2 separate regions of the Homo sapiens genome follow, and region 2 is linked to region 1. A link is a loop called in an ENCODE intact Hi-C map of the cell type or tissue named here. Cell type or tissue: heart right ventricle. All regions are shown on one strand. Each heading gives the region's core, and the rest is flanking DNA. Links, peaks and the distances in the headings are about the cores only.

Region 1 (16,488 bases), core at 4,560-12,559:
GCTGCTTTCAAAGGAGAACAATAAAAAGATTTAAAGTCATTGCCCTAATCCCAAGTATTCATTTTGCAGCCAAGGAAATGGAAACTGAAATCCCAAGAAATAAAAGGACATTCAGAAGAATGTCTAACCCATGGCCAGATGTGTTAGCTATAAGGTACATTCTTGATTCCCTATTTATTCTCTGACATTCCCCTCAAATTGTCTGTATCTCTTTATAGTCTTCCTTAGAATAGGCCTCCTCTTACTCAGAAAATGTTCAGTCTTGGCTCAGGATTATATAACAACAGAATAATCAACTGTTTCTGTTTTCCCAGGACTGAGAGGCTGTCTTTGGGTACAGGACTTTCAGTGCTAAAGCCAAGAAAGTGCCACAAAAACCAGAAGGGTTGGTCTACCTATCAGGAAGCCTCCAGTTCCCAGATCTTTTCTTACTAACAGCTCTGTATTTGTTTCGGAAATTCTAGGTAAGTTTGTCTCACTTTAGATTTCTGACTCATAGAATCCTTCAGCCTTTGGAACTCAATATTTGAGTTTGGCTTCCTAATTTCTGTTTCCTGACCTCACTTCTGATTCATGCCTGTGTAGACACATTCTACCTGCTTACTTCTCTGTGTCATGGACAACACACTCTACCCAGTCTTTATTTTTTCTCCCTGGGATCTGATTGTGTGTAGTCTTTGAATATGTCACTGTCAGGGTGTCATTTGCCATTCATGTGAATTGAAGTAACTGCTGACACCTTACTAATCAAGCAATACTGCCCAACTTCTGGTACATTCTAGAAGTTCCTAGACCCATACTCAGACTTTTCTCAGAGCTTCTTTCCATTATCTTTTCCCTTTACTGCCAACAGGCTTGAAAAACATCATATCTTGGCTGCTGGACATCAACAATATATTTTATGCCCCATGTGGTTCATGAACTGAGTGTCCCAACCTAACAGATTAGTACCAGATAATTTTTTAAACTGCATTCATTAATAGTTAGCATCTCTTTGGATCACTGCTGATTAGAGTATCTAAATTATTCTCACAATTTTGTTTTACCTTAGGAAGACTTGCTGTATATAATTCAAAGAGGGTTTTATTAAGTAACTCAAGCATGGGATTTTAGTGTCTCATTTGATGAGAACTCTGCCAAAGTGTCCGTTACTTCACTCATCATTTGGCCTGTGGGGAGAGCCTTGTGGACTTTGCTCTGCTCATCTGCCCACTCAAATTTATTCTAGGTTTACTTTGTAGATTTTGATCTGAACTATTTTTCAGAATCCCAGACAGGTTCTTTTTCAAAAACAAAAACAAAAACAAAAAAAAACCTGTTTGGCTCAACTCTGTGTCTCTTTTGCTCTTTCTAACCACAGTGATGGCACTCAGATCTCAGTGCTCAAGGGATGTGATTAGAGACAGAAAATGGCATTGAAATTCATGTCACAGAGCATTTAAGTTCAGCTATCATGTGAAAGATCATAGTGTTTTTGTTCCCATTCAGTATACACTGAGTTATATTTTTGCCTCTTTTGTTTTTGTTTCTTTGGAAGGAAAAACATCACTTTATTTTCTTCCAAACTTGTGAATAGGGAGACAGACATCAATGATGTCGTAAACATACTGTGGGGAAGAAAATCTATTAATTAGCATATTTCTTATAGTAGCTATATTAGTAGAAAAAAAGACTGGAGGAGGAAGTGTCCCGGTAGTTTTGAAATGGAATTTAGGATTGTAGCTTACAGCATATTTTCTTGGGACTCATCAGATGCCAACATCTTTTTCTATATATGAGTAAATTGAAACACAAATAAATCAAAGTGGTGGTTCTCCACTCTGGATACACATGACATTCATCTGGGAATTTTAAAAAAATAATTTAAATTTAAGATGCCTGGGCCCCACCCTCAGAGCTGATCTGATTGGTCAGGGATAGAGCTTGGCATTATTGGTTTTTGAAAACCCTCCTGGAGGTTCTCATGCGCAGAGGAAATTCAGAATCCTTGTATTAAAGTTCAGTGGCAGAGTGCGGAGTAGAACAAGTCCATATGAGTCCCCAACAGAGATCTGCTCACTGCCCTCATGCCCTCACCTTGAAGAATGCTGGCTGTTGGCATTGAAGAGAGCACCAAAAGGTTAGCGACACATGCTGAAGAGGGCAAGTATTGCAGCCAGGGACTATTTGAGTAAAAGAGATAATGCTATTTCCATATCAAGTCAAGTGCAAGCATTTCCCAGGAGACAGAGGACACACAAAAACATGCTGACATACTACATAACTCAGTTTGAACTTCACTAGGGTCTTCCCCAATTGTGGTACCCTCTGGAAATAGAAACTAATCGTCGGAAAGTGGAGTGACAGCAGAGCTCCTTCAGGAGGCAGATACTTGGAATCCTCTTCCTCTCCAGAGGATTCAAAGAATCAGAACATTTCTGTAAACTCCTTAAATCAGCAGGTCACTCATTAAGTCCCTCTTTTGCCACCCTACTGCTCTGTCCTCTGCTAGACAGTAAGCAACACTAAAGCAACTGCCTTGTTCTGTAGTGTGCCCTAGAACCTAATACAGTGATTGACATTACTCTAGGATTCTCCTTACTCTAGGATTCTGTATTTGTGAACTAACTTACTTGCCAAAAGTTATTTGCAACCCCCAAAATCAATAGTAGCAGCAGTTTCATGGTCATTAATGGATATGTGCTAAGCAATGAAAAATTTTAGTCTCTCAATATGCATGCATGCTCCCAGCTGAGGTTGAACAAGGTGACACTCTGCCTTCTTATTTCTGCTCTCAGACTCTAAACAAGTGTCCTTTTGTAGTCTATTTACTGCCATGGTTTTTTTTTTTTTTTTTTGCATTTTTGTGCTTCTTCTTGGTAATTTCACTGTTTAAAATGTAGCGTAGTGCTGGAGTGCTGTCTAATGTTGCTAAGTACAAAAACGCCATGATATGCGTTACAGAGAAAACACATATGTTAGACAAGCTTTGTTCAGGTATGAGTGATGTGCTGTTGGCCATGAGTTCAATGTTAATGAATTAACTATATATTAGATAAAGTGTTTTGAAACAGAAATACACATAAAACAAAGTTATATATTGATCAGTTATTGAAAATATTGTGGCTAGAGGCTTATAGGAACCTAATCCTGTGTTTCTACTAGGAGCAATGGTTCGGTATTAAATAATTCAGTGTTCACAGTGACTTTAGAGAACATAACCAACACAAATCATAAGAATTGACTGTATACAGTAAATACTCAATAAATACCTGTTAAGCAAATGAGCAACTGAATAAAAATCTCACATTTGCATATTTTTACATATATCAATATGTATTATGTGTATTTGTATTGGATTCTGTATTGGTGCTGGAATGTCAAAGATGCTAATAATAGTTAACCTTTATGGAGTGCTAACTATGAGTCAGGCACTTTGGACATCCATTTTTATTTAGTCTTCACAACAGTTCTGTGAGGCAAATACTTCATTTAATGGAGAAGGTAACTGAGGCCAAAAGAAATGAAGGAACTTGCTCAGATTCCCTTAGTTAGAAAGTAGTGAATATATGTTTGATCCAGGCAGCCAAACTTCTGTTGTGGGCTCAACTGTGGGTTCTCACAAATTCATATGTTGACATTCTAACCCCAGTACCTCAGAATGTGACTATATTTGGAGATAGGGTTTTTAAAAAGTACTTAAGGCTAAATGAGGTTATTGGAGTGGGTCTTAGTTCAATATGACAGGTATCCTTATAAGAAAAGATTAGGACACTGACACATGCAGATGGAAGATGTATAAAGACATAGGAGGAAGACGGTCATCTGCAATCCAAGAGGAGAGACCTCAGGAGAAACCAACCCCAACTACACCTTGATCTCAGACTTCTAGCTTCCAGAACTTTCAGAAAAAAAAACATTTCTATTGCTTAAGCCACCTAGACTGTGGTACTTTGCTATGGCAGCTTGAGCAAACTAATACAACTATAATTACGATTCCTGGCTGATAAATAAAACATGCCCAGAGCCTCCAAATTTCTTAAGTATAGCCACTTGCTATAATCCACTTGAGATATTTTTCTTCAGAGGGAGAGCAGTATGCTGTGAATGAGGCTGTGAATAAATTTGAAATTCTGGAACGGCTCGTAGGATAGAGCAAGTGAAAAAAAGTTGCTGGATCTTGAGCCAAAGCCAAGTGGAGCATAAATGTGGCCAAGCCAGAACAAAGCACAAGGAGGGGTGCCAAATCACAGAAGTACAAGCAAAGCAGGGAGGGGTTGTACTGGATGGAACATAAGCCAAACGATCCAGTCAAGGAGGAGGACCAGGTCACAAAAGCAAAAGTTTAAAAAGCGAAGCACAAAAGGCATAAGACAATAGGAGATGGATCATGAGGACTATTTTATGGATGCGTAGCCCACCTGGGACCCAACTGGCCACAATATGTAGGTTTAAAAAGTTTAAATACACTTTCCTTTCATGTTCCTTCACCTGAATAAAAAACAGTGTTGAAATTAAATTTTGACATTCCCATCAAAATATGGTTGAGTGATAGATCATTACTGTGTCATGGTGGGTTCCGCAGAAACAAATGCTGAGAGGGAGATTCTGGAATACAGCAGTCTTTAATTTTAGTAGCAGGTAGGATAAATCTTTTTTTTTTTTTTTTACTACTTTTTCGAAAACATTCTTGGCAATTTTTGCATACTTTGTTTTCTTATGAAAAATCATTTTATCAATTTTATAAAGAAACCTTGTTGGGTTTCTGATTGAAATGATATTAAGTGTATTTATTTGAAAAGAAATCACATTTTTATTATATTAAGACTTTCTGAGGACTTCCAGTTCCAAAATGGTGGTGTAGATATAAGCTGGCTTCATTCCTCCCATCACTACAGAGAATCAAAAACATATACAGTGTCAAGATGATCACCAACAATGTCTAATAATTAAAATATGAGGATGAGACCATTTCTGGGGCCACAGGAAAGTGAAAAAACTCTGAGCAGATGGGAAGAGAATTGGATTTGTACATCTGTGACACCCTTCCCTGCAATCTGTCCATCACTAAATGCACAGAAAACTTTTCCCTGACCCATGGTTTCCACACTGGTGAAAGTAAGACAAAGGTGGACAACTAGCTTCCCCACCATCTTGGATTCCCTGTCAGGAGACCTGTCCCTACCTCAACCCACAGGAAGCATCAAGAGTACCTGAAAGGAGAAATATCCCTGAGCATAGCCAGAGACAAAGGGGTGAGGTAGGACTACCATCCAAAGTGGCTGTTTAGCATCACCATGCTATAGTCTGGGTTTTGTTTGTTTCAGGTTTGTTTCAGGTCCCCTGGGCATGAACCTCTAACAAGACTTTCCATACTACTGGGATATCCCCTTTGGAACTTTCCCATTTGGGTTGGATGGCACTCTAATTGTGTATTAGAACCAAGGCAAACCTGGGCCTCAGCAAACCTGGCAGCCATCTAGTGCTGAAAAAGAGACAGTGACTTAGCTGAGAAAAAAAGAGAGACAGCATGGTGATGCTGAACAGCCACTCAGATTTGATGTCTCCTTTGGCCAAAATACAGAGCAGAATTTCTAGGGCTTTGGATGGTAGTCTGGATAAAAATATTTTGTGTAAGACTGCAAAAGCACAAGCAACTGAAGCAAAAATAGACAAATGGGATTACATCAAACTAAAGCTTCTGCACAGCAAAGTGAATAGACAACACACAAAGTGGAAGAAAATATTTGCAAACTATCTGACAAGGGATTAATAACTGGAATCTTTAAGGAGCTCAAACTATCAATAGAAGAAAAAATCCACAAATAATCCAATTAAAAATGGGCAAAAGACCTGAATAAATTTTTTTAAAAAAAAATCCATTTTTACTTTAGATTTGGGGGTATTGGTGTAGTTTTGTTATCATACAAGATTACAGTGCATGATGCTGAGGTTGGGTTTCTATTGATCCCGTCACACAGATAATGAACATAGTACCCAAAAGGAGGTTTTTCAGCCCTTGCTTCTCTCCCTCCCTCCTGCCTTTTGGAGTCCCAGTGTCTATAGTTCCCATCTTTATGTACCCAAGATTAACTCTCACTTAAAATTGAGAACATGCGATAATTTGGTTTTCTGTTTCCATATTAATTTGCTTAGGATAGTGGCCTCCAGCTGCATCCATGTTGCTGCAAAGGACATTATTTCATTATTTTATGGGTGTGTAGTATCCCATGGTGTATATGTACCACATTTTCTTTATCCAATCCACCATCGATGGATACCTAGGTTGATTCCAAGGTATTTTAAGAAATACCATGAATAGGTATTTCTTAAAAGAAGACATACAAATGGCCAATGGGTATATGAAAAAAATGCTCAACATCATTAATCAGGGAACTACAAATCAAAACCACAATGAAATGTCATCTCACTGCAGTTAAAATGGCTTCTGTTAAAAGACAGGAAATAACAGATGCTGGTGAGAATGTGGACAAAGGGAAACACTTGTACACTGTTGTTGAAAATGCAAATTAGTACAGCAGCTATGGAAAACTGTATGGAAGTTCAAAAACCTAAAAATAGAACTGCTATATAATTCAGCAATTCCACTGCTGGGTATATACCCAAAAAGAAAGGAAATCAATGTATCAAAGAGATATTTGCACTCCTATGTTTATTGCAGCATTATTCATAATAGCCAAGATATGGAATTTATCTAAGTACCTATTAATGGATGAATGGATACAGAAAATGTAGTATGTATTCACAATGAAATATTATTCAGCCATAAAAGCATGAAATCCTGTGATTTGCAGCAACATAGTTGGAACTGGAGGTCATTATGTTAAGTGAAATAAACCAAGCTCAGAAAGACAAATATCACATATTCTCCTTCCCACGTGGGAGCTTAAAATGAGAATCTCATGAAGATAGACAGGAAATTGATGGTTATCAGAGGCAGGGAAGGGTACAGGGTGGGGGGAAATGAAGAGAGGCTGATTAATGAGTATAAAGATACAGTTTGTTGTAATAAATTAGACCTAGTGTTTGATGGATCAGTAGGGCGGCTATAGTTTATAATAATCTATTATATGTTTCAAAAATAACTAGAAGAGAATAATTCAATTTTTTCTATCATAAAGAAAAGTATTTAAGGTGACAGATATCCCAATTGCACTGATTTGATCTGTACAAATTATACAAATATATTAAATTACCTCATGTGCCCTCAAAATATGTATATTATATATAAAAAAATTTAAAAATAAAAATGTCAATGACCTAGGGGGGAAAATACTTTCTATCAAGGGGTATAGTTTGTCAATACATTTATTCAGATCTCATTTTATGTCCTTCAATAAAATTTATAGCTCTTTTAAATAAATGTTACATTTTCCTTGTTAAATTGTTTCTATGTAATTTGTAGTTTTTATTTTATTGTTAATGAGGTGTATGGTTGTGTTTTCCATTTCTATTTCTATCTGGTTTCTATGAGTAAATCAGTTGGTTTTTAAAATATTTTTCCTGGTAACCAGCACCTTACCAAATTATTTTACTTCTAGTCACATAATTTTCTTTTAATTGAGCCTGTTGGTTTTTTTTTTGTTTTTTTAGGTAACCATGGAATTATTTGCAAATCAGTGTGATATGACTATCTTCCAATATTTACATAACTTCTTTACTTTTTAAAGAATTCTCAAGAACTCTGAAGAAATGAAAATAACATCTCTTCCTTTAAAGAGCATAAGCTATTGGCCAGTGTTCACTATATATTAGAGTTGTAATTGTGATGGCAGGTACTTTACTTGTGATGCATAATCCATCTTGCTGTCTGTTCTATTCCAGGATGATATTTCTGGGTTAGAGTACCTCCTTAAGCAGAGCCACATGGAAACAGGATTTTTAAGGGACACATTTTGAGTTGGTCTGCCTAGCTGTGAGATAGATGGGAGGGGGTGGGGCAAAGTGTATCTTAGAGGCCAATTGTCCCACAGGTTTTCAAATAAATGGCAACATTTTTTAAAACTAAGAAAAATTGAGCTTTTGCCTTTTAAAATCTGGTTCAAATGTCCCCTTATGAAACAGAACGAAGTGAAAATGCTCCCAGCAACATGTCATGTGTCTGGATGGGAAGTGGAGGCTCAGCCTGCCACTCTCTCACTATGTCTCCAAGGACTGTGCTGTGGTTTGTGACTCAGCTATTGTTTGCAAAGCCCAGGACCACCACATTTTGTACCCTTCTCTGTCTTCAAGGAGAAAACCCACTTCATATAACCAAGCCCACATGGATCCTCACACTGAGAATTATAAAAGACTGCACCGAGCTGTTTTCTTCCTGTTACTCTTATGATAAATTCCTTTCTGAGCTTTAGAAATAAGTAGCTGGGGAAATTTGTTCCCTCTACTTTCACTTTTGCTTTCTCGTTTTGAAATCATCATGAAAGCTTACAGAAGCTAACATCAAGTTGCCCTGGTTATCAGACGATTTCTCTTCTCTATCTTGACCCCTCATCAACCACTTTACATCATCTTTCCATGTGATACAACTATTTATTTGAGTGCCTTGGGCTCTAAGCTCTGTAGAGCAAGCAGCCTATACTTTATTTTTCCTCTTCTGTGTTCTAAGACACTTGTAATAATTATCAGCCTAAAATTAACCCAAATATCAGACGCATGGTGTTTGGTAGCCCTTCAAAGCTTTTTTGTTTTTTTCCTGGCCAATCTCAGGTACAATGGTTTGGTATTAGACTAAATTTAACATGTGTACAATGAAAAGATTTTGCTTCATTTTTCTAGGACTTTGATGCTCTGGTATTTTGAACCACCTAGGCTGTGATCACTCAAGTTGCCTAGTAACCAGCTGAAGGCCAGCACCAGAGTGAAACCAAGAGAAGCCACATTCCTTAATAAAGACAGCAACAGCTGGGGAACCAGCAGGTCTAGGTTCACGGTTGAGCTGGATCCTTACTCCTTTGAGGATGTGACTGACATGTCTTTTATTAAACTGCTTAAATCCTCCATCTGTAAAATGGGCCTGACGTTTGACAGCAAGTACCTCCTGCACATATTGTGAGGATTAATGAAGAATCTAGAAAACAGTTTGAACCTTTCAGAATAAAAGCACTTGGAAAACATGTTGGATTTACAATAATTTAGTGCTAGCATTAAGATAATGTTGGAAAGCAGGGTCAGCTAAATCACTGATTTCCAAGATTTAAAGACAACTACAGTAATAACAGTCTTTCCACTTGCCTTATAGTTAATTGTGTTTATATAATTATCTCAAGGACAGAAAGTGGTGATAAATGCATTGAAAATGGAGAAAAACGTATTATGGTATTAAAAAACAATCTGAGTTACCATATCTGAGATCAACCCACATATGTGCGGATTTACTCAGTACTAATTCAGCTAATCTTTCTTAGAGATGACTGTCAATTCTAGAAGAACTCAAGATACAAGGTAAGACCATTAGCTTGGTGTATAGTCTGATGAACAGCATATAAAAATGGCTTTGTTTGGGAAACAGTCCCTCTATGTCAATATGGAATTCTGGGCTCATCTGAGCCAACACACTTACCTAGGATTCAAGTTCCTTCCCCTCACCTACAATCTATGCATTCTTTTTTTCTTGTCATTACCCCATGTAGACTTTGCATTTCGCCCATGCTAAAATATTTCATCTCCCTTTCACCCCAAACACAATGAACTCTCCTTAGCTAGAAATGTCAGCTCACAAGCTTCTGTCTTAGAACAATTTTTTTCCACAATTCTCTTGGATTATCTGAAACAAAACTATCCTGAAAACCACCAGCTCAAGTACTCCTTTGCAAAATGGACTGTTTTATTTCCCAGGCCCAGAGTGGTCATAAAGTCCCTGAGGTATCATTAGGCATCAAGAAGAACTGGGTTCAAATCCTTTTTATGCTTTCTGTGCATACATAAGGCAAATTACTTAATTTCTCTCAACCTTAGATTCTTATCTATAAAACAGATAATAATACACTCAAAGGTTGTTGGGAGGATTAAATAAGGATATATATATATGTAATATTTTCATATATATCCTTATATAAGTATATAAGGATATATATGCAATATGTATATATGTATGTGTACATACATACACATATATAGTGCGTATATATATATACACACACTCACACAGACATATATATATGGTGGGTCAGAAATTTCAGAAATATACCCCGTGCTCAATCAACGTAATTGATAGAGTTCTCTTTCCCCCTTCCACTCCACCTTCTTTCTAGCTCTCATACTAATCATGGCTGCTTTTCTAGATGGTAGAGTAGAACCCTATATCGACTAACAAAATAGATGTCTTCTATTTGAAGGGATTTAGAACCAGGTTAAAAAGTAAAACATAATGTCCATTCGCCTGCATTATAGTTTTCTGCGATGTTTAGAGAATTTTTTTAATGACAGGTTTTGATTGTCTTATATTGAATATGTTTTAAGTGGTTTTCACCTAATATAAGAGGAAAACATCAAAAGCCACAATCCTAGAAAGAGAAACTACATTACATTGAAAACTCTCAAGGGCTAATGGGCCATTTATGCCTTTTCTCTGGGCATTAGGAAACTCATTGTATGGTGACAAGTTTGCCTTGGCTCAATCTGATCTACCAGCAAGGACTCTGAAAGACATTCATTCAATCACTTGTCCATCCTGAAGCCACTGCTAAAATTGCAGCCACTGCTAAAATTGCAGCCGGCTGAAGTGACACAGGAAACCAAGTCCCTGTACTTAACTTGGAGGATGAAAGGAGGCATCATACAGAGGACTGATTAAAGGCCAGGTGATGTGGCGGCCCTCATACTCAGAACATCTGGGAATTTTTAAATGCTGTCCTGACCCTCACTAGTTTTCTTCAAATACTGGAACTGCTGGAAATTCCACCCAGTTTTTCTGCAAAACCCATTTAGGTGCTTCTACGGGAGTCAGGTGATTCCCAGAGTCCAATAACTCCAATGACATGAGACTTCGGAGATTTGCTGTTTTCTAAAAAGAGCAAGACAACCGTCTCTTCCACTTCCATTCTAGTTTTCCCAGGACTTTCCCAGTTTTCCAGTGAAAGTCCCTAGTCGTAGGAAACACCTCAGTTTCAGGTAAACACTGAACAGCTTTCTCAGAAATATAGCTAGGATTGGGGAATATCACAAGATCACCAACACTTTAAATAGGATAGGACTTAGACTCTTTCAACTCAGAAAAAGACAGAAAAAAACCAGTTTTGTGATCAACCCACAAACCTAATGCCATCCAAGGTCTGTTCTTTCTTCACCAGTTCAATGGTTACAATTATTTTTGAGGCAGAAAATCCTTTGCAAAACAGATGAAATCTGTGGAAACTCTTGTTAGAAAAATCTATTCATATCCACATAATACTGAAGTATATAGCACACAAAGCAAGTGTACTAATCAAAAGATTACAGCTTTATAAATTTTCACAAACCAAACACACCCATTTGAACAGCACCTAGGTAAACAACAGAATATTACCAGCACCTCAATAGGATTTATCTTTCCCTTCCAGTCACTACTAGCCTGCCAAGGGTAAATGCTGCCCCAACTTCTAAGACCTTAGATTAGTTTTACCTTCTTTTGAACTTCATATAAGTTAAATTATTTAGTATGTACACTTTCATGTTTGGCTTCTTAAATGCAACATTTTTTTGTGACAGTAGGTCTTATTATTGTGTGTAGTTGCAGTTCATTAATTCCCATGTATGTTACATCGTATGAAAATACTATATTTTATTTATACATCCTATTATTGGTGGTTATTTGGTTAGTTTTTAAAGTATTGTGAGTAATATTACTGTAAACATTTTCATGTATATCCTTTAGTGAATAATTATATGCATTTCTTTTGGATATAAGCCAAGGAATAAAATGATGGGGTTCTAGAACATATATATGTGTGTGTGTGTGTGTCTATATATATATGTATACATATGTATACATATACACGTATATATGTATACATATACACGTATATATGTATACATGTGTATACATATATACGTGTATATGTATACACATGTATACATATATATGTGTACATATGTATATATATGTATATATGTATATATGTGTATATATGTGTATATGTGTATATATGTATATATGTGTATATATGTATATATGTATATATGTGTATATATGTATATAAGTATATATATGTGTATATATGTGTGTATATATATATATATGTTCAGCCTTAGCAGACACTGTTTTTATTTTTAAATTTACATATAGTAAAATTCACATTTGTTTTGGTGTAAAGGTCTGTGAATGTAGCCTTTTTAGATTAGCCTCTTTCATTTCACATAAGTATTTGAGGTTCATTCATGTTGTTTACATATCCTTAATTCATTCCTTTTTTATTATGGAATAGTATTCCATTGTATGGATGTATCACAATTTGTTAATTCACCTGTTGAAAAACTTAAAGTATAATAATAATAAAATTTTAAAAAACATGATAGAAAAACATTTTTTTTCCACTTTAAGGCTATTATTAAAATTCATGTACAGTTTTGTGTGAATATAGTTTTCATTTTTCTATGTGATATGGTTTGAATGTATGTGTCTCTCCCAAAATTCATATATTAGAGCTTAAAACCCAGCATGTTAGTATTTAGATGTAGGGCCTTTAGGCAGGGATTAAGTCATGAGAGCAGAGTCCTCATGAATGGGATTAGTGACCTCGTAAAAAGTCCTGAGGGAAATAGCTAGGCCCTTTTGCCCTTCCACCATATGAGGACACAGTATTCATCCCCTTGGGAGAACACAGCAACAAGGCACATTTTGCAAGCAGTTATCAGCCCTTAGCAGACACCAGACCTGCCAGCACCTTGATCTTGGACTTCCCAGACTTCAGAACTGTGAGACGTAAATTCTTGTTCTTTATAAATTACCCAGTCTCAGGTATTTTGTTACAGCAGCAGGAACAAACTAAGACACTAGGGTAATCATTTAGAAATTTTGGTTCTCATTTGTTCTTTAACTTTATAAGAAACTGCAAACTTGTTTTCCAGAATGACTATACCATTTTGAATTCCCATCAGTAATGTGTGAGATCTCCAGTAGCTCTGCATCCTCACCAGCACTTGGTAGTCTCAGGCTTAATAAGCTATTCTGGTAATTATGTAGCAATATCTTATTATGGTTTCAATTTACATTTCCTTAATGATTAATGAGGTTGAATATACTTTTATGTGTTTATTTAGTATTCCAGATAATTTATGTATTATATCTAAAATTTTTAATTGTAATTAGTGGGAAGATAGGGTAAAGTGTATGTATTTCATGTCAGCCAGAAGTTCTCAATACCTTTTGAATTGGATTTTAGTCTATTCCTCAAGCAGAGTCTCACAGAGACTGAGCATGAGGAGACTAGATGATAGGAATGCATCTCAGTGACACTCAAGGAAACCTCATGTCCTTTGAATCATGTTTCCTAGTTTCCTGACAGCCTGCTGTTCTGCAGGCTAAGCTCCTACAAAACTCAAGTGGACAAAAAAACTTGTCTGAGTTAATTGAAAATCCACTTTACACCTGTTTTTTTTTTCAATCCATTTTGCTTCCTAAGGGGATGGATGAGTTCACTCATTCTCCTCAGGCTATGGTATTTTAAACTGCTGTCATAGAAAGTAACAGGATCTGTTTGGGTGCTCTTTCTCTTTCTCACAGTTCTACTAGAATGACCTCAAGTTTGATTTGACCCAGTACTTCCCAAGCTAAGGAAACAAGCTTTCTGAAAGTGCACATACTTCTGTAAAGTGCACAAAGACTTTACTGAATTGGTAGGCATGAGTCACAATGATCAGCTATGACGACATGTTTGCCAAACTGGGGCTGGTCTCAAAACATAATATTTCTGGAGGACACCCACGTCTTGACATCCATCCTCACTTATTAGGCTGGATTATTTGGACCCAACTACAATCCTCTAGGAGGACGTCAGGTGTTTTGAATGGCTCCATTAACTCAGCCAGGCCATTAGAACAGTACTACTCAAGTGTGCCCTGCATACCCATAGCATCACATCACCTGGGAGCTTGTTAGAAATCCTGATGCCCAGACAACATTTTCGAAATCATATCTCTGGGGCTAAGTACAGGAATCTGTGTCTTAACAAGCTTTTCCAGGGATTCTTATGCATTCTGAAGTTTAAGAACCACTGATTAGAATTTGCATTTACTTATGACAAAGCTAAATTAAAAGATTGGGAAAAGGAAATGAGATTTTTTCCCAATGTTTTCAAATTTCTACTGAGTGTTAATCTATTACTCTTTTACAAACAAACTCTTCAGGCAACCTACGAAAGGAAGAACTAAGGTGACTTTAGTAATAGAAGTGAACAAAACCGCCAGTTTATAGGCGAGTATGTGGCCTTCCTTTTGCAATCATAGATGGCAAAACAATATTATGAAGTGTAGGTAAAAATATGATCCTATTTTTGAACTATTTTACAGCAAATGGACAGAATAATATAATTTTTAAATGAAAAAGCTTATTGTTTATTATTGATGTTTAAAAAATATTTGAAAATCATCAGGAAAAAAAGCTGTTTGGTGAGTTTCCCTCTAGAAATATATTATTTTCTGACCATAATAGCAGGCCTATGTGAGCAAATTTTATAGTAATTCTGACTATAATCTCAGTCTTGAGCCTAGTTAGAGGAATTCTGAGAGCTGAATTCAAATAGAGATAGACTGGAGAAAAGACAGAAGCAGTCTTCTAAATTGATCTTGAATTGGTCAGATGCTGTTAGTAAATATTTATTGGGTACTTCTTATGTGCAGAGTGTGTGCTGTGTGCTGAAGCTGGTCATATCAATTTGGAAGTATGATAAGATAGCCTTATAAAATGTCCATTAAAACCCATGTAGGTGATAGAAGGCAATAAAGTTTTTCCCCCATACACTCCTTCTACTTCTCTTCAATCTTCCCACCCCTTATCAAGGTGTGTTTTCTTACACAAGAAGCCACTACCACCGATTTAGCATCAATGACAGAAGATTTTCATTGTTTGTTTGTTTCATCCAGCCATGAAGATTCTCTGATTCACCTTCCCTCCTCCTAGTTGTTACCAAGAACATGAATTTTGCAAGCTGATAAACTGAAATCTGAAGTGCAAACTGTGGAATGGAACCGAGCTAAAGGAGCTTGTATTACAGAAGGAATTTATTTTTTAGAGAATTGTCTGTTCCTGCTGTTCCAACTTTAAGGAAAAGATACATATCAGATTGTACTATTTTTAAACTGTTTTTCCAATTAATTTGACTATGAAAAAACTCACTAGAAGTGAATTACTCATTGCATCTTATCTCTTGATCTTGGTACTAGAGCCCAGCTGCATCACCAGTTTTAGCCTTCCCTTCTGCCTCCCACACACTCCCCCAAGCCCACTGACTTCACTTGCAGCTTACTGAAGAACAGATAATGTTGGCTATTTAATCAGAACTGCAAAGATATTTGACACAGTGTACATGCAGCCCCTGGAGCAATTGTAACTGACTACCCATCTTCCTACAGCTGAATCCCAGGCAGGTGAGTAGCCTGAGATGAAGGGAGGATTGTTAGAAAGGAGAGGATACTGACTGATGGGTTAGCTGGGCACTGTCTCTATCCAGGGACACGTAAGGGAGTCAAGATCAGGACAAGACAATGCTTGGGTGAGAAACTAAATGGCTAGATGCCTGGGATTCCTTGACTTTTTGTCATGCTCTCTCTAGGTCCTATTATTTCCTCATGTTTGGAAAGACATTGTACTATTATAGGATTTTTCAAAAAAAAAAGAAAAAAAATAATCACTTTAGATAAGCAATGGATTTTTATTTGGTTTTAAAAGGACTTTGTTAATTTTCCATTGTTAACAACCCAGATTCTGTCCCAGGTTCTGCTCCAGCAATATTCTAATGTCTACTGGTCAGCAGTGACAAAGCGACAAATCCTTGTTGCTCAATGATTTGTAACGTCCATTTGCAGGCATTAGTTCATAATGAGACAGCCAGGTGGTAAGGGCTCCTTGGCAGAGCCTCTGACCGACCTGCACACTGGGAGGAGTGTGCACTGGAGTGCAACCACAGAAGTCCGCATCGCTTTCTCTGGGGAGAAGCCTGGCCCCTCCTCTTCCTGGGTTGTACCTGGGATTCAGTCTGCAAGGCGGGAAGCCCATGAGCAGAAAGCATAAACTCTTACCTCGCTAAGAGTCTGTTTCCCCTTTTCTTCCTTTTTGTCCAATAAATCCCATTTTTCTCACTCTTCAAATCGTCTGCGAGCCTAAATTTTCATGGCCATGTGACAAGGACCCCATCTTTAGCTGAATTAAGGAAAAGTCCCACAACAATAATAGGAGATGGCCCAATTCTGCATGACTTAGATCAAGGTTTCCTAACATTTGTGAGTTTGAGGACCCCTTTATACCATCAGAAAAGTCCCCAAATCACCATACAATTTTACCTGTGTTTCAAGTTA
Region 2 (9,622 bases), core at 1,623-9,622, 750 kb after region 1:
CCAGAAAGAAAAATTAAGCAAAATGTACATTCAGCAGTAAAACTCCAAAAGAATTGAATCCCCATGGTTTTTAGTGGTGGTGTCGTCTGAATGTTTCAGTTCACGGGTCATTCTGACTCAGAGTTAGCAAGCTCATATGAACTCCTAAAAGAATGGGCCATCCTTCCATTTGTGTGTTCACAGAGAAAGAATTTACTAACTACCTATGACATGTCAAGCAGCATACTGGGAACTGGATATAAAAAGGTAGACAGATATAGTCCTCATCTCTAAAGACCTCACAATTTAGTCAGGGAGTGAGAAACAATCACACTAAGATGTGATGATTTTGTAACTGAAGTACATAAAGACTGATGCAGGAATGAGGCCTAAATGGGTCGCTCAGTGGGAGTCAGGGACGGCATCACCCAGGTGACATCCAAGCTGGGTCTTGAAAGACACTATGGTTTTTATCAGGGAGAGAAGGGGATGGACAGTCCAGGTGAGGGAATAAAGACATGGTGCTTCTTATGAGGATGACAATCTTCTTCAAAGCCTTCAGATGATCAGATAAATAAACAGGGATCTAGTCAGTCACCTATCTTGAAGGTTGAAGTTATTAGTCTAAACACAATCCAATCATCTCAAAGATATGTGCTTCTGACATTCATTTTTATAGCTGAAGCAAACCCAATTCCCAGAAATGCTATACAAAATTTTAGAGGGGGTGCCCTTAGCATTAAACAACTAGGTCTTATTGAGAAGCCCCAGGCGAGAGTGGACACTAGGGGGAAGCATTCCTACTTTCAACATCTGACAGCAGTAGTTCTGGATGTATGTTGGAAATAGTGCTGTAAATCTAGTTTGGTCTAAGACACGCCCTTGGGAAAGGAATATGATTTAAAGGAGTAGATCCAATCCTGCTTGCCAACATGGACTCCCTCTCACTCCTCACCCTCTCTGTCTCCTGTCCAGTTACTTTCTGGGGTGACAAGATCAAATGGTCACATGGATGACCCTTGTGGTGACTCCTTTACCCCAGGGACCTTCACCCTTGCTCATTTCCATGGCTCTCTCCAATGGCAGCATACTGCATTTGGTTTCTAGTCTCCACCTGAAACCTCATCCTGCAATTCTGTAATCTTGGACCATCCTCATTCTTCCACCTACCAGTCTATCCAGATCGAGTCCTTGATCACTGAGACTGCCACTCAACCCTTCCTTTCCCCCTAGGTTAGCAGCCACCTGCCCTCTCCTCTGCTTCCCTTCACTACCCAAGAGAGCCCCAGAATCTTCGATTAAGTAGGCTGCCTTTCTCTAGTCAAATAAGGCTCTGAAAAGCTCTACTTCCCAAGCATCTCCATCTTTCCACCCTCACTGAAAGGGACAGAGAGATACTTACAAATCCTCCCCAGAACTAGAACAGAAAACTCACTTACAAGCACCTGGTTTGACCTCTCTCAATTCCAGGCTCCCCCAACCACAGCTGAGCCCTCAATACAGGTGATCAGTCCTCTCTGCTTTAAAGGGCTGTTCTTCCCTTACCCACAGGAACTACTCTGCACCTCCAATCTGCTCCTAAAACCCAAGATCTAACCCTCTAATCTGCCTGAGGAGATGGAGCTTATTTAGGGTGTGTTTCTCATAATCCCAACTTGATTGTTCACCTCCACAGTTCTCGCCTTTCCATCAGTCTCAGAGGAAGCAAATTTGTGTATCCTTTTCAAGGACCATCCTTCTATTTGCACTCTTGGCCCCAGTCCCTATTGCTCTTCTGGGGCCTTGTTCCATCAACTGTACCATCCTGTTGCTGGATCTCGAGCCAACCTACTAATAGCTGCAGGAAATAGCCACCCATAAAATATTTGTAAATACCACCTCTTGGTGCTTGTGAATTCTTTCAAGGGTACTCTTTTCCCGAAGAACGAGAGCTTCAGATTTTGCTTGACAAGCTTTTTCAAAATCATTCTGGAACATGGTTAACTCCTTTTCATACTTTTTTTTTGCTTCCATTTTAATTTTTGCTATCTCGGTATCTTTAAAAAACTTCAACTGCAAATTGATCACAAAAAATTAAAAATACCAACTATTATACTATAAAAACAGGAACAAGTTCTCTCTCTACATCTAGGTTTAACATTAATGCTCTGTCCAAATATATTTATTTCATGTTAGTTTTATCTCATTCACTCTATTTGTAGGATTCACTCAAAAGGCATAAACAAATGTCACCAGAAATAAAAAAAAATTTGCACAACAGTACAGTATCCCATTCGTTATTAAAAGTTCTAGATATTTTCCCATATACCTATGGTTAAGACTTTAGAAGACAAACAAAAACATCACTCTTGTTTACAGTAACAAGATAAAGCTTACCTTTTGACACATTTCTGCCCGAAGTTGCTCTTCTATTTCTCTCTTATACTCATTTAGCTTTATTTCTAAAGATTCGAACTTGATACGCTGAGGGTAAGCATCTGCAAACTGATCATCAATAAGCTGAAGCTTCTCAGCTATTAAAAAATAACACATCAAATTAGGACATAGAAACATCGTCAGGTGCGTAAGACGCCAGACCTCTGGTTCAAAAGTAAAGAGGATACTTAGGGGAAAGTGTAGGGATTATCTGCAACTTACTTTGAAATACAAAAAAAGGAAGGTGGATGAATGGATGGACAGATAAAAATGATGAAGCAAGTATAACACAAGTGTAATAGTGACATCTAGGTGGTGGGTATACAAGTGTTCGCTAAAATTGTTTCAACTTTTCTGTATGTTTGAAAATGTTCATCATGAAATGTTAGAGGAAAAAGAAAGCCAAGAGTACAGTTTAAGTCAGAAAATACTGGAGTCTCTTCCTACTCTCTAAGTGCTAAGGCAGAGAGCTCTTTATTGGACTCTGGTTAAAGCTGACTTACATATTCAAAACAATAACTTTAAAAGAATCAAAGATCACGTATATCAACCCCTCCCCTTTACACATAAAGAACAAATGCTGATATAGCTTAATAAGTGACTACATGACAGCATAACCAGGATTAAAGTGAGGTCTACTGACTCTTCCCTTAGTCCATGGCCCTCAAACCAACTATGGATCAGAATCAACCACATAGCAAAGTGCAAATCTGAACCCAGAGTACAATCTCAACCGTGTATAACGCCCACCCAAAAAGTATGCACAGAGGGGAAAAAGGCTGGCAGAAGTAGATTAAAACATCGATAGTGTTTATCTCTGGTAGGGATGACTTTAGACATGTTTTTCCATCTACTTTTCTGTATTTTCCAGATGCTGTCCAACACAGGACTCTCCAGCCACATGGGGCCATTGACACTTCAAATGTGACCAGACTCAACTGAGATGTGCTTTAAATGTAAAAAACACATGAGATTTCAAAGACAGTGCAAAAAATAAATGTGAAATATCTTAGTATTTTTTATATTGAATATATGCTGAAATAATATTTTGCATGTATTGGGTTAAATATATTATTAAAACAAATTTCACCCGTTTCTTTTTACTTTTTTCAACGTGGCTACTAGAAAATTTAAAATTATGTATGTGGCTCACACCACTGAACAGCACTGCTTGATAATTAGCAAGTAATATGTTTCTAATTGAATTAAAAATACACTTAAAGGCATAGTCATATAATACATTTTATGAATTATGAACTTATCTTCTTGCAAGTTACCATTTAAGAGTAAGGAAGGGCCAAGAAATCCATTAAGCATATCGTTTTAAACAGCTATTTCCCATCTCTACTGAGCACGAAACTGACAGACAGGATGGTACTGCAGACCAGCTGGATAGTACAAAAAGCTCCAGATCATGGATGGGAGAACTTGGACTCCACTATTAGTTCTGATGCAGACTGAGTGTTTCCAAGTTGCTCTTCCTCTGAGGACCTCGGTTTCCTCAACTATAAAATGAAGTGATAAGTCACTGACTTCTCTAGTACTTTGCAAAGCAAGTAGTTTATAATCTTCTAACTGGGTGGCTGTAAAGTTAGACAAGACACGAGGAAGAACCTCCCAGTTAAGAGAAGTCAAACTCAACAAACAAGGAAGAATATGGGCCTTTGAATCCCTGCATGATTTGGCCAGTGTAGCCCTGGCATTCATGAGGCTAGGGAATGACACTGGAGAGCACTTCCTGGTCCCCCAAGATGATTCCAGAAATGAATTCCCTTGTTGCCTGCCGGCTGCATCCCTCCAGTTCAAGGAGCAATCACACAATATGGTAAATCAGATAATTTCCTTCATTCAAAATGAAAACAGCAGAACTGAAATTAAGAAAGAAGGCTATAATTACCCAGAGAATCTCTGTTAAATGTCGAACTTGTCTGAGTTTCCATATTACAACTCTCTTTAGCTTGATGATATTCTGCCAATTCTTTTAAAAAATGCATAAGAAAACCTAAAAAACATATGCATACAGTTTTGTTTCAGAACTTTCAACCACTGCTCAGTCACTGTTTTTACAATCTTAGTTTTAGGACATTATCATTTTTTACATTATATATCTTTCCTTTTTTTTAGAGACAAAAGTCTTGCTCTGTCACCCAGGCTGGAGTGCAGTGGTGTAATCATGGCTCACTGCGGCCTCGACCTCCTGGGCTCAAGCAATCCTCCTACATCAGTCTCCCAAGTAGCTGGGACTAGAGGTGCACACCACCACCCACCACGCCCAGCTAATTTTACTTTTTGTATAAACAGGGTCTTGCTATGTTGCCCAGGCTAGTCTCAAACTCATGGCCTCAAGCAATCCTCCTGCCTGGGCCTCCCAAAGTGCTGGGATCACAAGCATGAGCCACTGTGCCCAGTCATATCTTTTAATAAATCTGAGAAAAGGCCTTCCCAAGCATGATACAGAACCTGGAAGGAATAAGGAGAAATATTTATCAATCTAACTACATAAAAACTGAAAACTTACATATGGCATAAAATAAAAAAATAACACACTGGGAAAAATAGTTGCAATAATATGGAGGCATAACCAAGACTAAAGTGATGACATTTTCATAACATCAAAGAACTCTTACAAATCAGTTTAAAAAAAAAAAATCAGAAAAATGGGGAAAAACATGGGTAGTTTGCAGAAAAAACTACATTGTCAAAGATGAACACAATTTTTAGATGCTGAATAAACATGAACAAAATCATAAATGCAAATTAATACAACAGAGAAACCATTATTTTCCCTATAACACTGCTAAGATTAAAACTTGTATAATGCTAAGTGTTGGCAAGGGAGTGGATATATAGCTATACTCATTCACTTGGAAGAGAAATTTGTCAGTGCTTATATATATTCGAAATGCATGTGCCCTTTAATCTAGTCATTCCACTTCTATGAATTTACACAGGTATACTTTCACAAGGGCACAAAGGGTGCACACTGCACATAGGTTACCTGTAATGGCAAAAAGCAAACAATAAAACAACCAGATCTCCATCAATAGGGGGTTAAATACATTATTTAAAAATAATTAGTCTATACTGCTACAGAAAGATACATTGGTGGATTAAAAAAAGCAAATTGCATACAGTATCTACGATATAATCCCAATTGATTGTGTTTTAATTACAAATACATAGTTTTAACCTCAAACAATTCTAGAAGATAAACAAGAAACTGTTAATTCTAGTTATCAGTGGAGTGAAACTGTTAATTCTAGTTATCAGTGGAGCGTGAGATTAGAGAACATGGGCAGAAACTGCTACTTTGCTTTCACTTTATATCCTTCTGAATAGTTTGAAACTGTTTTAAACCACAAGCATAAATTACTTAAGAAATGTTTAGTTTCTTGGAACTAAAAACAGTAGTTAGCTCAGCACCTTTTCCCCCACCCCCACTCCCTTCAGGAAGGGGATTAGATTTTGTCACAGTCTGCATACCATCCTGGGATCACCTGACCTAAATTTGCAAACATTAAGGTTCACTCTTGATGACGTAAAGCTCTATGGGTTTCGACACTGGGTCTTTCATTCTCTTAACAGCGTCTTTTGGCAGGGTACAGTGGCTCACGCTTGTCATCCCAGCACTCTGGGAGGCTGAGGCAGGCGATCACCTGAGGTCAGGGGATCGAGACCAGCCTGATCAACATGGTGAACCCCATCTCTATTGAAAACACAAAAAAATTAGCCAGGCGTGGTGGCAGGCGCCTGTAGTTCCAGCTACTCAGGAGGCTGAGACAGGAGAATCACTTGAACCCAGGAGGCAGAGGCTGCAGTGAGCCGAGGTCACGCCACTGCACTCCAGCCTGGGTGGCAGAGTGAAACTCCGTCTCAAAAACAAAACAAAAAGAACAGTGTCTTTCACAGAGATGTTTTTAATTTTAATAAAGTCTAACTGATCTACTTTTTTCTTTCATGTATCTTGCTCTTGGTGTTACATCTCATCACGAAACCCAAGATCACAGACTTTCTACTGTTCTCATCTGGAAGTTTTATAGTTTTGCATTTTACATTTAGGTCTATGGTTCATTTTGAGTTAGTTTTTGTGTAAGGTATAATAAATAAGATCTGTGTCTAGGTTCATTTTTGCGCATATGAATATCCAACTGTTACAGCACCACTTGTTGAAAAGACTATCTTTCCTCTATTGAATTGCCTTTGCACCTTTGTTAAAAAAAAAATCAATTGACTATATTTGTGTGGATGTATTTCTGGACTTCCTAATTCTGTCCCCATTGATGTATATGTCTTATTCTTTTGCCAATTGCAGATAAGAATTTTTACTTCCAAAAAGCAAAGGGCCGATGTCCAAATTTTCTTCCCTCATCCAAATTTTGTGCACATCATTTTCTGGATATTGTCAGGCCTCTGAGCCGAAGCTCAGCCATTGTAACCCCCGTAACCTGCATATATACGTCCAGATGGCCTGCAGGAGCCAGCTAAAAAACCACAGAAGTGAAACAGCTCCTGCCTTAACTGACTGACCAACCTTACGACATTCCACCATTATGACTTGTTCTGCCCTGCCCCAACTGATCAATCGACCTTGTGACATTCTTCTTCTGGACAATGAGTCCCAAGATCTCTCCACCATGCACCTTGGGACCCCCTCCCCTGCTAACAATAAATAACCACCTTTAACTGTAACTTTCCACTGCCTACTCAAGCCCTATAAAGCTGCCCCTCTCCTATCTCCCTTCACTGACTCTCTTTTCGGACTCAACCCACTTGCACCCAAGTGAATAAACAGCCTTGTTCCTCACACAAAGCCTGTTTGGTGGTCTCTTCACACAGACACGCATAACAGATATCATTATCTCTGAAAGGAAAATTAGCAGTGGGAAGAATGGGTGACTAGAATCTAGGAGGAAAAGTACCAAGGCCATTCAACAGCTTAGCACCCCCTGAGCATAGATATGGTAGGATAAGACCATAGGTCTGAGTCAGGGGACAGACAACGGTTAAGTACACAATATCTTCCTACATGTTTTCTGTTACTTAATTAGAAGACACCAATTTTTAAAAAAATTTTATCTTACCAGGAGCTATTTTGTTAGCTAAGAGTTCTATCCAAATTTTGGCACTAGGATGCCTGACCTATCTGCTACTCATAGTTTTTCTGGCTTCCAGAAATTTTACTGGGATGCTAGGTGAAGCTGGTAAGGGCTGTCGGCCAGATGTCTTTCTGAACCAGATGCATTTAAAGAGACTGTGTAAAAACTATTTTTTTTTTTTTGAGACGGAGTCTTGCTCTGTCGCTAGGCTGGAGCGCAGTGGCGTGATCTTGGCTCACTGTAACCTCTGCCTCCTGGGTTCAAGCGATTCCCCTGCCTCAGCCTCCCAAATAGCTGGGACTACAGGTGCACGCCACCAGGCCTGGCTAACTTTTTTTTGTATTTTAGTAGAGACGGGGTTTCACCATGTTGGCCAGGATGGTCTTGCTCTCCCGACCTCGTGATCCGCCCGCCTCAGCCTCCCAAAGTGCTGGGATTACAGGCGTGAGCCACTGCGCCCGGCCATGGAAAAACTACTTTTAAGGATAATGTATCTATAGTAACTACATAGATTTTTTTTTTTTTTTTGAGATGGAGTCCAGCTCTGTCACCCAGGCTGGAGTGCAGTGGCGCTATCTTGGCTCACCGCAACCTTCGCCTCTCTGGTTCAAGCGATTCTCCTGCCTCAGCCTCCCAAGTAGCTGGGATTACAGGCACTCACCACCACGCCTGGCTAATTTTTGTATTTTTAGTAGAGATGGGGTTTCACCATGTTGGCCAGGCTGGTCTTGAACCCCTGACCTCAAGTGATCAGCCAGGTTTGCCCTCCCAAAGTGCTGGGATTACAAGCATGAGCCACCGTGCCTGGCCCATAGATTATTTCTTAATATCCCTTCAAGCCACAAATTTCCTTTTGAAGTAATAGTTAAGCAAAAGATACTAGCTATATACCTCAGAATTATGCTAATATGGTAGTCACTATGCAAGTGTAGCTAATTAAATGTAAATTAAAAATTCAGTTATCCAGTCACACTAGCCACATTTCAAGGCTCAAAAGCCACATGAGGATAGCAGCTACCACATTAAACAGCATAGACACAGACATTTCCATAATCACAGAGAGTCACACTGGACGACACTTAGAGTACAGAATATAGGATCATTTACCATACTGAACTTCAGTAGAGATGGTCTAGTTTGCGGGCAGTCCAGAATATCTTGTGCTCCAATTTATTTATATTCTGCTAACATTACTACCAAGAGACTTGGCGATTAAGTCACAGACTTAATGGCTGGCAGAAAATAAGTATTCAAATGATTAAGTTCTAAATGAATTGGCGAATGAATGGATGAATAAATGAATGTCCTTGTGGGGATGATAGTGCAGGCAACAGACAAAATCCAAGGGTGTACCAACACAAAAGGACTATTACTAACAGATTATTTTAAAAGACCTAAAGAATAACTATGCATCAAAGCCAAGTTGCCAGCTTATGTTCATGCTACAAAGCCCATCATCAAGTCTAACCAATGGCCTGAAACCCACAGTAGTTATGGACTCTATGAATGGCTATTATCAAGGCCAAAATTAAGGCAATTTATTAGGTCTATATAAACATTTTTTTTTTTTTTGAGACGGAGTTTTGCTCTTGTTGCCCAGGCAGGAGTGCAATGGCGTGATCTCAGCTCACCGCAACCTCTGCCTTCCGGGTTCAAGCGATTCTCCTGCCTCAGCCTCCTGAGTAGCTGTGATTACAAGCATGCGCCACTACGCCTAGCTAATTTTTTTGTATTTTTAGTAGAAACGGGGTTTCTCCAGGTTGGTCAGGCTGATCTCGAACTCCCGACCTCAGGTGATCCACCCGCCTCAGCCTCCCAAAGTGCTGGGATTACAGGCATGAGCCACCACGCCCGGCCTGTATAAACATTTAAGAACAAAAGATATATAACACATTACTGAACACAACTCTCATTCTTTAAGGAAATATTAATACATCTAATACCCTACCAATTATACTTGAGAGGGATACCTAGTATACAAAGACACTTGGCCTAAAAGTTATTAGTTTTTTTTTTTTTTTTTTGCAGAAATATTCCCAACAGTGGGTATTTTTACAAACAGTATCTTTCAGCCTGTCTGTAGGGCCTTTGATACTGTCTACAGTTTTTTTAATTGAATATCTAAAAGTTAT

Evidence for each region. Hi-C counts contacts between places; a loop is a spot of excess contacts. Peaks named below come from ENCODE experiments on the same cell type or tissue, not always from the same donor. Only the 100,000 strongest peaks of a DNase experiment are listed, where the experiment ranks them.
Region 2: a loop joins it to region 1, with 16 times the contacts of the local background. A loop is called at or near these places in 1 of 110 quality-filtered maps.

Annotation. Positions count from the first base shown.
Region 1 is chrX:14,489,233-14,505,720 of GRCh38, reverse strand. It overlaps a transcript of GLRA2 not described here. Among named protein-coding and RNA genes, the nearest start is that of GLRA2, 32 kb to the left of the region's middle. In heart right ventricle, for the core only: no CTCF peak of the experiment used is centred there; no DNase peak of the experiment used is centred there; H3K4me3 peaks cover 985 bases; H3K27ac peaks cover 1,385 bases.
Region 2 is chrX:13,739,189-13,748,810 of GRCh38, reverse strand. OFD1 (OFD1 centriole and centriolar satellite protein) reads right to left here. Exons shown (of 23, transcript NM_003611.3): 6 at 4,292-4,396; 7 at 2,356-2,492; 8 at 1,858-2,031. Among named protein-coding and RNA genes, the nearest start is that of OFD1, 9.3 kb to the right of the region's middle. In heart right ventricle, for the core only: no CTCF peak of the experiment used is centred there; no DNase peak of the experiment used is centred there.